Regions from separate parts of the Homo sapiens genome. Here region 1 is linked to region 2. The links are chromatin loops, found by intact Hi-C in ENCODE. Cell type or tissue: ascending aorta. All regions are shown on one strand. Each heading gives the region's core, and the rest is flanking DNA. Links, peaks and the distances in the headings are about the cores only.

What was found. A loop is a pair of places that touch in the nucleus more often than their neighbours do. Peaks named below come from ENCODE experiments on the same cell type or tissue, not always from the same donor. Only the 100,000 strongest peaks of a DNase experiment are listed, where the experiment ranks them.
Region 1: a loop joins it to region 2, with 4 times the contacts of the local background. A loop is called at or near these places in 4 of 110 quality-filtered maps.

What each region holds. Positions count from the first base shown.
Region 1 is chr13:83,074,306-83,079,696 of GRCh38, reverse strand. No RefSeq gene overlaps it. Among named protein-coding and RNA genes, the nearest start is that of SLITRK1, 810 kb to the left of the region's middle. In ascending aorta, for the core only: no CTCF peak of the experiment used is centred there; no DNase peak of the experiment used is centred there.
Region 2 is chr13:83,215,438-83,220,828 of GRCh38, reverse strand. No RefSeq gene overlaps it. Among named protein-coding and RNA genes, the nearest start is that of SLITRK1, 660 kb to the left of the region's middle. In ascending aorta, for the core only: no CTCF peak of the experiment used is centred there; no DNase peak of the experiment used is centred there; H3K27ac peaks cover 539 bases.

The DNA of each region.
Region 1 (5,391 bases), core at 259-5,258, 140 kb after region 2:
CATGTAAGATGTGACTTTGCTCTTTCTTCACCTTCTGCCATGATTGCTGGGCCTCCCCGGCCATGTAGAACTGTGAGTCAATTAAAACTTTTTCCTTTATAAATTACCAAGTCTTGGGTATGTCTTTAGCAGCAACATGAGAACAGACTAATAGAGGTAGTTTTGAGGTTTTCATTTTAAAGATGAATGGTTCGGTTAATTCCAAGCAACAAAATATATACTAACGCCAATTTTTGTTGATAACACCTAGGTAATCAAACAGAAACTGAGACAAAAATGTCTTTGGAGGGACACACCCTTGTATCAGGCACAAAGATTTCCACAGATAAAGCCATACTGAATATAAACTGTTAATTATAAATTATAATCCTCAAAAGGAAATAATCTATCATGAAAATCAGCAGAGAGAGTAAGTGGCAAAGGTAGGCTTACAGAAAGTTTAATTATTTAAAATACAGGATAAAAGAATATAAGCATGTTTACCTTGATTAAGTTACAATGGTATAATCTCAAATGAACAAAGTCTTATCAGATGTGTTTAAGAAAGGCAAAACTGGAAAAATGGAAATTCTAGCAATTAGAATGAACACTAATTTAATTAAAACCTAAGCTCAATGATGGGTATAAAACAAATTAACACAGCTGCTAATAGAATTTGTGTACTGAAGTATATCCTTAAAATTATATATAATTCCTCTGAGATATATATATATATATATATACATATATATATATGTCGGAATGATATAAAAATATAAAGGAGAATAAGAGACATACAGAATATGACAAAATGATAGATCATAGGACTCCTAGAAGGCAAGAAAAGTAAAGAATGGGGGAAATAATGAAGTCATAATGACCAAGAATTTTTGCAAAATTTAGTAAAGAAATGAACTTAGATTTAAGAATTCCAACAAATTCCTAAAGTAATAAGGAAACATAACTCCAATGACAAATTGAATGTGTTAAAGTAAGTTGTGAAGAAAAGTAATTAGTATACTGAGAGCAGATGCTTCAAATAAACAATTCATACAGCATAATATCTTTAAAATGTTGGAAGAAAAATCTGCAACACAAACTGTTTTTATTCACTTAAGTAGGACTGCATATTGGGGAAAAAACATTTTTAGGTAAAATAATGAAAGAGATAATTTTAAAAAAGCATGCCCTTACAAAACAGATTATAAAGTTCATACTTCAGATAGAAAGAAATTAAATTTAAAAGAATAAACTGCTAACAGTAACAGTTAGAAAAGATATTGTCAATTATGCAGGTAAATTGAAGCACAACTGAAATGCCTACAATGAGAGTCATAAAATTTTAAGTAAAAGTAGATTTTAAAAACTGTAAAGAGTAGATAGTAAAACACAAGGGTGTGAATAGAGTTAAGGCTTTCAAAGATTCTTAGTTTATCTGGTAGGAGGAAAGAGACAATGAAAATTGTATTTACCTAAGGGTGGCCAAGTTAAGTATAGAAATAGACTGGTAAGTTTCCACATCATAGGATTAACTTTCTAAATTGTTGTATAAGGTTAAACAAAAAGCTTTAACTATAACTGCATTATTTTCGTGGACAACTGTCTACGAAATGCTTCAATAACTTTGAAGCATTTATAATGTTAATTTATACAATACTTAATACAATACCAAGGACATTGGAAAGCACTCTCAGATGTTTAGTGGTGGAAATAGCAAGTACTGAATCTTGTAAGGTATGAAAATTTTACCAATTGAAATAAATCCCCTGAATCTATGCAAATTATTTTATTATGACATATAAATATAAAGTATTGCATTTAAATATACAAAATGAACCTGTTATACTTACTACATAAAAGTCATGCAATATTGATTCTTCCAATCCATGAGCATGGAATGTTTTTCATTTGTTTGTGTTATCCCCGATTTCTTTCAGCAATGTTTTATATTTCTCTTTGTAGAAATCTTTCACCTCCTTGGTTAGCTGTATTCCTAGGTATTTCATTTTTTGCTGACTATTGTAAATGAGATTGTATTCTTGATTTGACTGTCAGCTTGAACATTATTCGTGTATAGAAATGCTACTGGTTGTTGTGCATTGATTTTGTATTCTGAAACTCTACTGAAGTTGTTTAGCAGTTCCAGGCCCATTTTGGCTGAGTTTTTAGGGTTTTCTAGGTATAGAATGACATATCATCTGCTAAGAGAGATAGTTTGACTTCTTCTTTTCCTATCTGAATGCATTTTATTTGTTTCTCCTGCCTAATTTCCCTGGCTAGGACTTCCAATACTATGTTGAATAAAAGTAGTGAGAGTGGGTATCCTTGTCTTTTTCAAGTTCTCAAGGGGAATGCCTCCAGCTTTTGCCCATTCAGTATGATGTTGGTTGTGGGTTTGTCATAGATGGCTCTTGGTATTTTGAGGTATGCTCTTTTGGTGCCTAGTCTGTAAAGGGTTTTTATCATGAAGGGATGTCATATTTTATTGAAAGCTTTTTCTGCATCTATTGAAATGATCATATGGCTTTTGTATTGAATTCTGTTTATGTGGTGAATCACACTTATTAATGTCAACATGTTGAACCAACCTTGTATCCCAGGAATAAATCCTACTTGATTATGATGAATTAACTTTTTGATGTAATGCTGGTTTCCGTTTGCTGGTGTTTTATTGAGGATTTTGGCGCTTATGTTCATCAGGAATATTGTTCTGAAGTTGTCTTTTTTGGGTCATATCTCTGCCAGACTTGGGTATTTAGCTTAAGCTAGCTTCATAGAATGAGTAAGGCAGGAACTCCTCCTATTACATTGTTTTGAAAGTTTCACTAGAATTGGTACCAGTCTTCTTTGTGTATGTGGTAGAATTTGCCTGTGAATCCGTCTGGTCCTGGACTTTTTAAAGCTGGTAAATTTTCTTTGATTGAATTTCAGAGTTTGTTATTGGTCTATTCAGTCGTTACTTTCTTCCTAGTTCAGTCTTAGGAGGTTGTGTGTTTTCAGGAATGTATTCATTTCTTCTAAATTTTCTAGTTTGTATTAATAGTATACATTTTTATTTGTTCATAATTATCTCTGAGGATCTCTTGTATTTCTGTTGGATCAGGTGTAATGTCACCTTTGTCATTTATATTTATTTGGATCTTCTCTTTTTCTTTGTTAGTGTAGCTAGCAGTCTATCAATCTTATTTACTCTTTTGAAGAAGAAACCCTTGATTTCTTTGATCTACCTTATGGATTTTTGTGTTTAAATTTCATTCAGTTCTTATCTAATTTTAGCTATTTATTTTATGCTGCTGGTGTTTGGACTGGGTTCTTTTGGCGGGGTGAGGGTTGGGGGCGTTTTTGTTTTTCGTTTGTTTGTTTGTTTGTTTTCTTTTTTGACAGGGTCTCTGTCAGTCAGGCTGTAGTAAGTGACATGATCATAGCTCACTTCAGTGACCTTGACCAATCTTGACCTTCCCAGACTCAAGTGATCTTCCTACCTCAGCCTCCCAAGTAGCTGGGACTATAGGTGTAAACCACCACACCCAGCTAATTTATATATTTTTTGTTGAGATAGGGTCTTTATATGCTTCCCAGGTTGGTCTCGAACTCATGGGCTCAAGTGATCCTCCAGCTTTGGTACTCCAAAGTGTTGGGAATATAGGCATGAGCCATGAGCCATCAGGCCTGGACAAAGTTTTCTCTTTCTTTTTCTAGTTCCTTTAAATGCAGTAGTAGATAGTTAACTTGAGATTTTTTTAACTTCTTGATGAAGGCATTTAACTTTGTAAACTTTCCTCTTAACACTTCTTGTACTGCATCCCAAATATTCTGGTAAGTTGTGCCTTTGATTTCATTAATTTTAATTTTTTTAAATTTTTGCTTTAATTTTGTTGTTCATTTAAATTATTCAGGAGCAAGTTGTTTAATTTTCTTGTATTTGTGTAGTTTTGAGAGAGCTTCCTGATATTGATTTCTATTTTGAATGCCTTGTGGTCTCAGACTTTGATTTGGATAACTTCAATTTTTTATATTTATTGAGAATTGCTTATGTTCAATGGTTGAACATATAATATGTTCCATGTGCAGGTGAGAATGATTTATATTCTGTGCAAGTTTCATGCAGTATTCCATAGAAGTCTATTAGATCCAGTTGATCAAGGGTTGAGATTAAGTCCAGAAATTTTTCGTTAGTTTTCTGCCTCAGTGATCTGTCTAACATTGTCAGTGAGGTGTTTAAATCTCCCCCTATTGTTGTGTGGCTGTCTATATCTTTTTGTAGGTCAAGAAGAACTTGGTTTATGAATCCTGTTGCTGCAATGTTGAATGCAAATATATATATATATATATATATATATATATATATATATATATATATATAGAATAGTTAACCTTTCTTTTAAAATTGAACCCTTTATTCCTATATAATGCTCTTCTTTGTACTTCCTAAAGTTGTTAGTTTAAATTCTGTTTTATCTGATATAAAAGTAGCAAACCCTGCTCCATTTTGTTTTCCCTTTGTATGGCAGGTCTTTCTCCATCCCTTTCCTTTGAGCCTGTGGGTATCATTACATATGACATGGGTCTCTTGAAGACAACAAATATTTAGGTCATGTCTTTTAATCCAGCTTGTCACTCTATGCCTTTAAGTGGGACATTTAGACCACTTATATTCAAGCTTGAAAATAACATGTGAGATTTTGATTTGTCATCATGTTGTTATCTAGTAGTTTTGTAGTCTTGATTGTGTAGTTGCTTTATAGTGTCTGTGGGCTCTACAATTAAGTGTATTTTTGTGGTAGCATGTGTCATTTTTTCATTTCCCTGTTTAGCACTCCCTCAAAGACCTCTGGTAAAGCTGATCTAGTTATATCAAATTCCTTTAGCCTTTGCTTATCTCAGAAAGATTTTACTCCCAGTCATGTATGAAGTTTAGTTTGATGGGATATGAAATTCTACATTGGAATGTCTTTTCTTTAAGGATGCTGCAAATAAGCCCCAGTCTCTTCTGGCTTGTAAGATTTCTGCTGAGAGGTTTGCATCTAGCCTGATTTGGTTCCCTTTTTATGTGACCTGCCCCTTCTCTCTAGTTGTCTCTAAGATTTTTTATTTCATGCTGTCCTTGTTTAATATGATAACTGTGTGATGTTGGGATGGCCATGTTGGATACTGTCTCACAAGGGTTCTCCATTTTTTCTTGAATTTGCATGTCAAGATTGACAATTTCTGGCAAGATTGGGGACCTTTTTTTGGACCAGATCCTCAAATATGTTTTCCAAATCTCGTGTTCTCATTCTTTCTCTCTCAGGAATGTCAATAAATCATAAATTTAATCTCCTAACTTAATCTCATATTTCTCAGAGGATTTCTTCATTTTAAAAATTTTTTTTTCTTATTGTTGTCAGACTGAGTAGATTCAATGACCCAGTT
Region 2 (5,391 bases), core at 310-5,309:
CCAGACATTGCACAACTCTGTGAGACTATAAGGTCAATTTGACAAGAGGGATGGATTCTGGAATTGTTATTCTTCAAATAAGATATTGTTGCCTCTTTTGTGAAAAACTAAAGTAGAAGGGTGTATTTAGTGTGTGTTTTACAGTGTGAAAATATTTAGGAAATAAAATGGGTGCCATTTATATTTCTAGGTATCATGAAGATGGGGTCTTTTAATATTAAACGATTTGTCTCTGATACCATCTCTGACATCAACTGAAAACTTAGAGCCAATGGGATGAAAAGAGCTGGGGGCTAGGACAGTGGATCTTATTTCTGTAAGCTTCTATTTAGAAACCTGTCTCAAAATAAGCCACTGAATGTGACTCAGCCCAGCTAGATCACAGAGTGGTGCAACTGTATGTTCAGCCTGTTATCATTGCCACCTTCGCATATACAGAAAGAGAAACTTCACAAAGGTATTTGAAACTGAGGCCTGAAAGGAAGGGAGTGGTAGGTAATTCATACTTTCATGATTCCTGCTTGATATATTCTTTCTCTCATTATAGAGTTAGTTCCATAGAGATACATCTATATCTAATCATGAGATTCTGGACTCTTAAGACTATACAGAATTTTTATGTGACTTTTATCTTGTATCCCTTGAAAAGGGGTTGCATGAATTTTGTGTGGAGAAAAGAAATAACATATAAATGATATGATCGTGAAAATATGTTTTGCCTCACACTGTATTCAAGCTTATTGAAATTAAATATGGTCATGTGACTTGAGGGTTGCAGGTGTGTTTTCTGTTGAACTAGGAAGTGGTCATGTGACTTGCTTTGGTCAATTACATGTGAGCACACATGATGTGTGCTTTTTATAAGTCAAGTTTACTTTTGCCAAGTTATTTTCTCTTTGCCACGAGATCAGTCTGGACCAAATTGGGGCTTTTCCGTTAAACTAATATTCAGAGTAAACACACAAAACAGAGACATTCTTGACACTCAGTAGACATGTAACTTGAGTGAGAAATAAGCTTTTATTTCACAAGCCACTGCTGTAGTAGGGTCATTTGTTGTAGCATAATTTAAGCTGAATGAAAGAAGAATGAAAGAGTAGTAATAAGATTATCAAATATTTAAAAATAGTATAAAAACTGCTAACTTATTTTTATAACATGGCCACAGAAGAAAAAAACTTCAATAAAATTCTTGTTAGTAAATGAAAGATAATTTAGTTTTGGGTTTGTACATTGTATATAGAAAGTATTGAATTGAAATAATTTGAAATAAAATCCATTTTCACAGCTAAAATTAGTAGCATTGCCTAACTGTATAACTAAATATATGTTTATCCTTAATGCTGATTTATGCAGTTTAATAAACCCATGAAAGATATAATACAGACAAGCACATTATTAAAAAATATGTTAGTTAATTCAATCTGCATATTACGTGATTTCAAGTAGGTTAATGTATACATGAATGTATTTAGCTCATGATTAATTTAATGTAACAGTTAACATATCTATAACTAATGCAATGCCATTACTTTTTTAAAGTGTTATATTCTAAAAATAACCTTATAAATTTTATTGCTGTATTTGAAACCTGCATGTAGAATATGATTTTTCCATAAAAATAATGATAATAATAATAATAAATGAATTATAAAAATTTCTAAGAGCTTCCTCTATTGCAGCCAGTGTTCTATGAGTCCCAAATGAAAAATTATGATTATCATTTTTTAACCAAAGGGAAACTGGGTCAGGAGATTACACAGAGTCTAAAAGACAGTGTAGGGATTTGGACTTAAGTAGTTTTATTCCAGGTCAATATTTCCTGACTATTCTCTCTCCCCACACATATGTAGAAAATTAATATAATTTTAGCGATATGAGTTTATGCATACACATACACATACATACATACAGCTAATCAATCTAATTTTAGCCTTCTGAAGACAAGGATATTTTCTTAGCCAGGATTATTCATTCCTTGCATTCTCTAAGAAACAGATTCTAAATGAAAAGCTTATGTGCTAACACTTTCTCCAGGTGTTGCAAAACAGAGAATAAGAGGGAAAGGAAACAGGTAACTAAAGAAGGAATGGGAGAGCGCAAATAAGAAAATAATGTTACTGAGCTAGACATTGCTTTGCAATAATTCAAATCTGTTAGCCTAATCACTTGAAACATCTCCATAGAAGATGCATGAAATCATTCTGTGCTGGAATAATCTATCTTGAGAAAAGGGGATATCAAATAATTTTCCAGTATCCCATTGGCCAGAGTCCCCTTTTTGGGCTTCTGTCTGACAGTCCCTGGATAAGGTGGAACCCCCATGTGTTCGGTCTGGTGAGAGTATGAGCAAAGTAGTCTCTCTTCAGTCAGTGGGAGAGGTGCTGGTGACAACTAGTGCTTTACATCCATGAAAATAGTGTAAGCTATTGTGAGGGCTCTTCAAGTCTGGAGTCAGGGCAAGTGGTGAAGGCCTGTATCATCTTTTATGATCTAGCATAGAAAAACACAGTGTTATTTCCAAAATATTCTGTTTATAGAAGTAGCTACAAAGGCCCATCCATATTCAAAAATAGAGGACATGGATTCCATTTTCTCAGTAAACTGTGGCAGGGGCTGGAAAAGCATGTGCAATTGAAAATATTTTTGAAAATTAAATTTGCCAATGTCTTGGTCAATTTTGTGCTGCTATACCAGAATACCTGAGACTAGGTAATTCATAAAAAAAAAAAAAGTTTATTTCTTATACTTCTGGAGGGCTGGAAGTCCAAGGTCCGTCTGGTGAGGACCATCTTGCTACAACATCCAATGGTGGAAAACAGAAGGAAGGGCAAGAGAACACAAGCAAGCGAGAGGCAGCCAAACTCACTTTTTTAACAAACCCACTCTCATGATAACAAACCAACTTCTGCAATAATGACATTAACCCACTAATGAGAGCAGGTCCCTCATAACTTAATTACCTTTTATTAGGCCCACCTTCCACCACTGTTGCATTGGAGATTAAGTTCCCAATGCACAAACTTTGGAGAACACATTCACACCATATCAGTCACATTGTCTTCTGGCCTCACCAAAAAAAAAAAAAACAAAACAAAAAACAAACAAACAAACAAAAAAATTTCTCTTATTTGCAAAATACCCTCACCATTGTTCCCAAACCCATCAAAGTCTTATCCTGTGACAACATTGGATTAGCCTAGAGGCTTGAAGATTTTGGTATCTAAATCAGGTCCAGGTGTAGATGATTCTTTTCAGTCTAGTATCATATCTCAGTGTAACTCTTTCAGTTATCAACCTTCTCATTCAGAAAACAAGCAGTATAACAAGACATGTATTTTTCCACATGCATCCCAACATATGCTGTTGGACTAGGTATAGGATATCTGCCATAGATACTTCCCAGCATAAAGGAGAAATATAGCAGGAACACTATAGTCAGTGACTTGGCCATGACAATCCTAAAATCCAGACATATGCTGTCAGTTCCTTGATTACAGTATAGCGCTATGGAGAATTATAGCTTTGGAAATATTCTCCAAATTCTTGACTCAACCCTCTGGACCTCTCTTTTACCATCTCAGTTATTCTTTATTTTATATAAAAGTTACCCCCAATTTGTAGTTCAGTATTTTTATCATCCTTCTTGTTGCCCACAGAAATATGAGAGTCCAAAAGCTTCTCCCCATTTTGAGCTGTCCTGGTCCTGTTAAGTCCAACTAATACAATTCATTTGAAAGCTATTTGAGTTGTTTATGAATGAGTAAATAATCTGTAAAAGGAGTTAGCATTTTTTTCTGTAAAGGTCAGAAAAGAAATATTTCTCTTTTTGCAGCCATATGTTCTCTGACACAATTATTCAGCTCTGTGGTTGTAGCATGAAAACAACCATAAACAATATGTAAATGAAGGTATGTGGCAGTGTGTGAATGAATTTTTACCTGCAGAAATATTCAGTGAGCTTGATCTGGCCTTTTGTTTATAGTTTGCTGATGCCCTCGTCCACCCCTAGCAATTACATTAGACATAAGTCATTTCCACTGAACTCTTTGAAATAAGTCCCTTCTTGTTTACATCCCTGTTAAACTACTGTATGGCAATGTCCTTAAATTCAAAGGAGCTTTATTATTTAAAAGAGAGGATTTGCAAAGAACAGCCCTATGATTCTCAGAGGGCCTTTTGTCTGTTGGAAAGTCTTTTGTATATGTAAAACAGTCTATAAACCACTGCCTTAAATATTTCTGAGTTACTGGCTACAGGTTTTTGAATAATAACCTTGGCTTCATTTTTCTGTACCACCCAAATCAAGGGGAGGGAGCAAGGCCTTGGATTTGGTTTTATATGAAAGTAATTTCTTAACTATAGCATCATTTGCCTTTTTGAAAGGCAGGAATTGTGTTAGAGTTCACTTTTCTATCCTAGCAATTTTGAGTTCCTTTATATTTAATAGTTTTATCTTCATCATTCTTTCATTTCTTGGTATAGTTTGCTTTGAAAGCCAGTCAACATATTGTAAAAGTTTTGAGGCTACATTGAGAAGCCTCATAAAGGTGTTTCAATGACAGTCTCAGCTAATGTCCCTACTGACAACACCAAATCCCTGCCCAAGTGATTAGATATTTCCAGTCTCTGGCCTTTGAGGCCTCTAGCTTTTGCAGAATAGAGCAATGATAAGCCATCCCTACTGAGTTCTTCCAGGATTGCATATTCATTAGTAAAATAAATGTTTCTTTAAGTCATTAAATTTTGGTATTAACTTTTTAAGCTGCAACAGACAAGTAGACCAATATCTAACTTAAAATATCGGTAAAGATCTCCTCATCAATTTCCCCAAATGAATTAATATTGACAAACTGTAAAAAAAAATTTGGAGTTTCCTAAAACACAAATTCTTCAGGCAGTTAATCCTTACAACACAAAAAAGTTACATCTTCTAAGAAAACTTGCTTCCATGTGGAAATTGGAATGTTCTTTTATTAGCTTGCAGGAAATTGTGCATGATTCATTCACTCAGCAATGTGGTATCAACTGACTGAGAGATTTTAATAGTTTCTTGATTGTAACATATTGAGCACTATCATGGGCCTTAAACATTTTAAAGTTAACTTTGTGCTTTATAGATAATATGTTCCTAAATTTTGGAAGAGTTTACTCCAATGGGTAATTTAGCTAGCTTATTATTTTTTACTGTTTAAACTTGTAAATCTGTAAATTGTTACTCTGTAGGGTAGTTATTTCTGAAACTGAAATAAACCTATGTCCTCTCCAAGGAAATGTTGTTCCTCACAGAAAGAATATGTTAGAGTAAAATGAACCTCTAACCTTTGCCAAATTATATCAAGAAAACTATCTCCACTGAATTTTTTATATTTCAATGGTGGTTCAGATTTT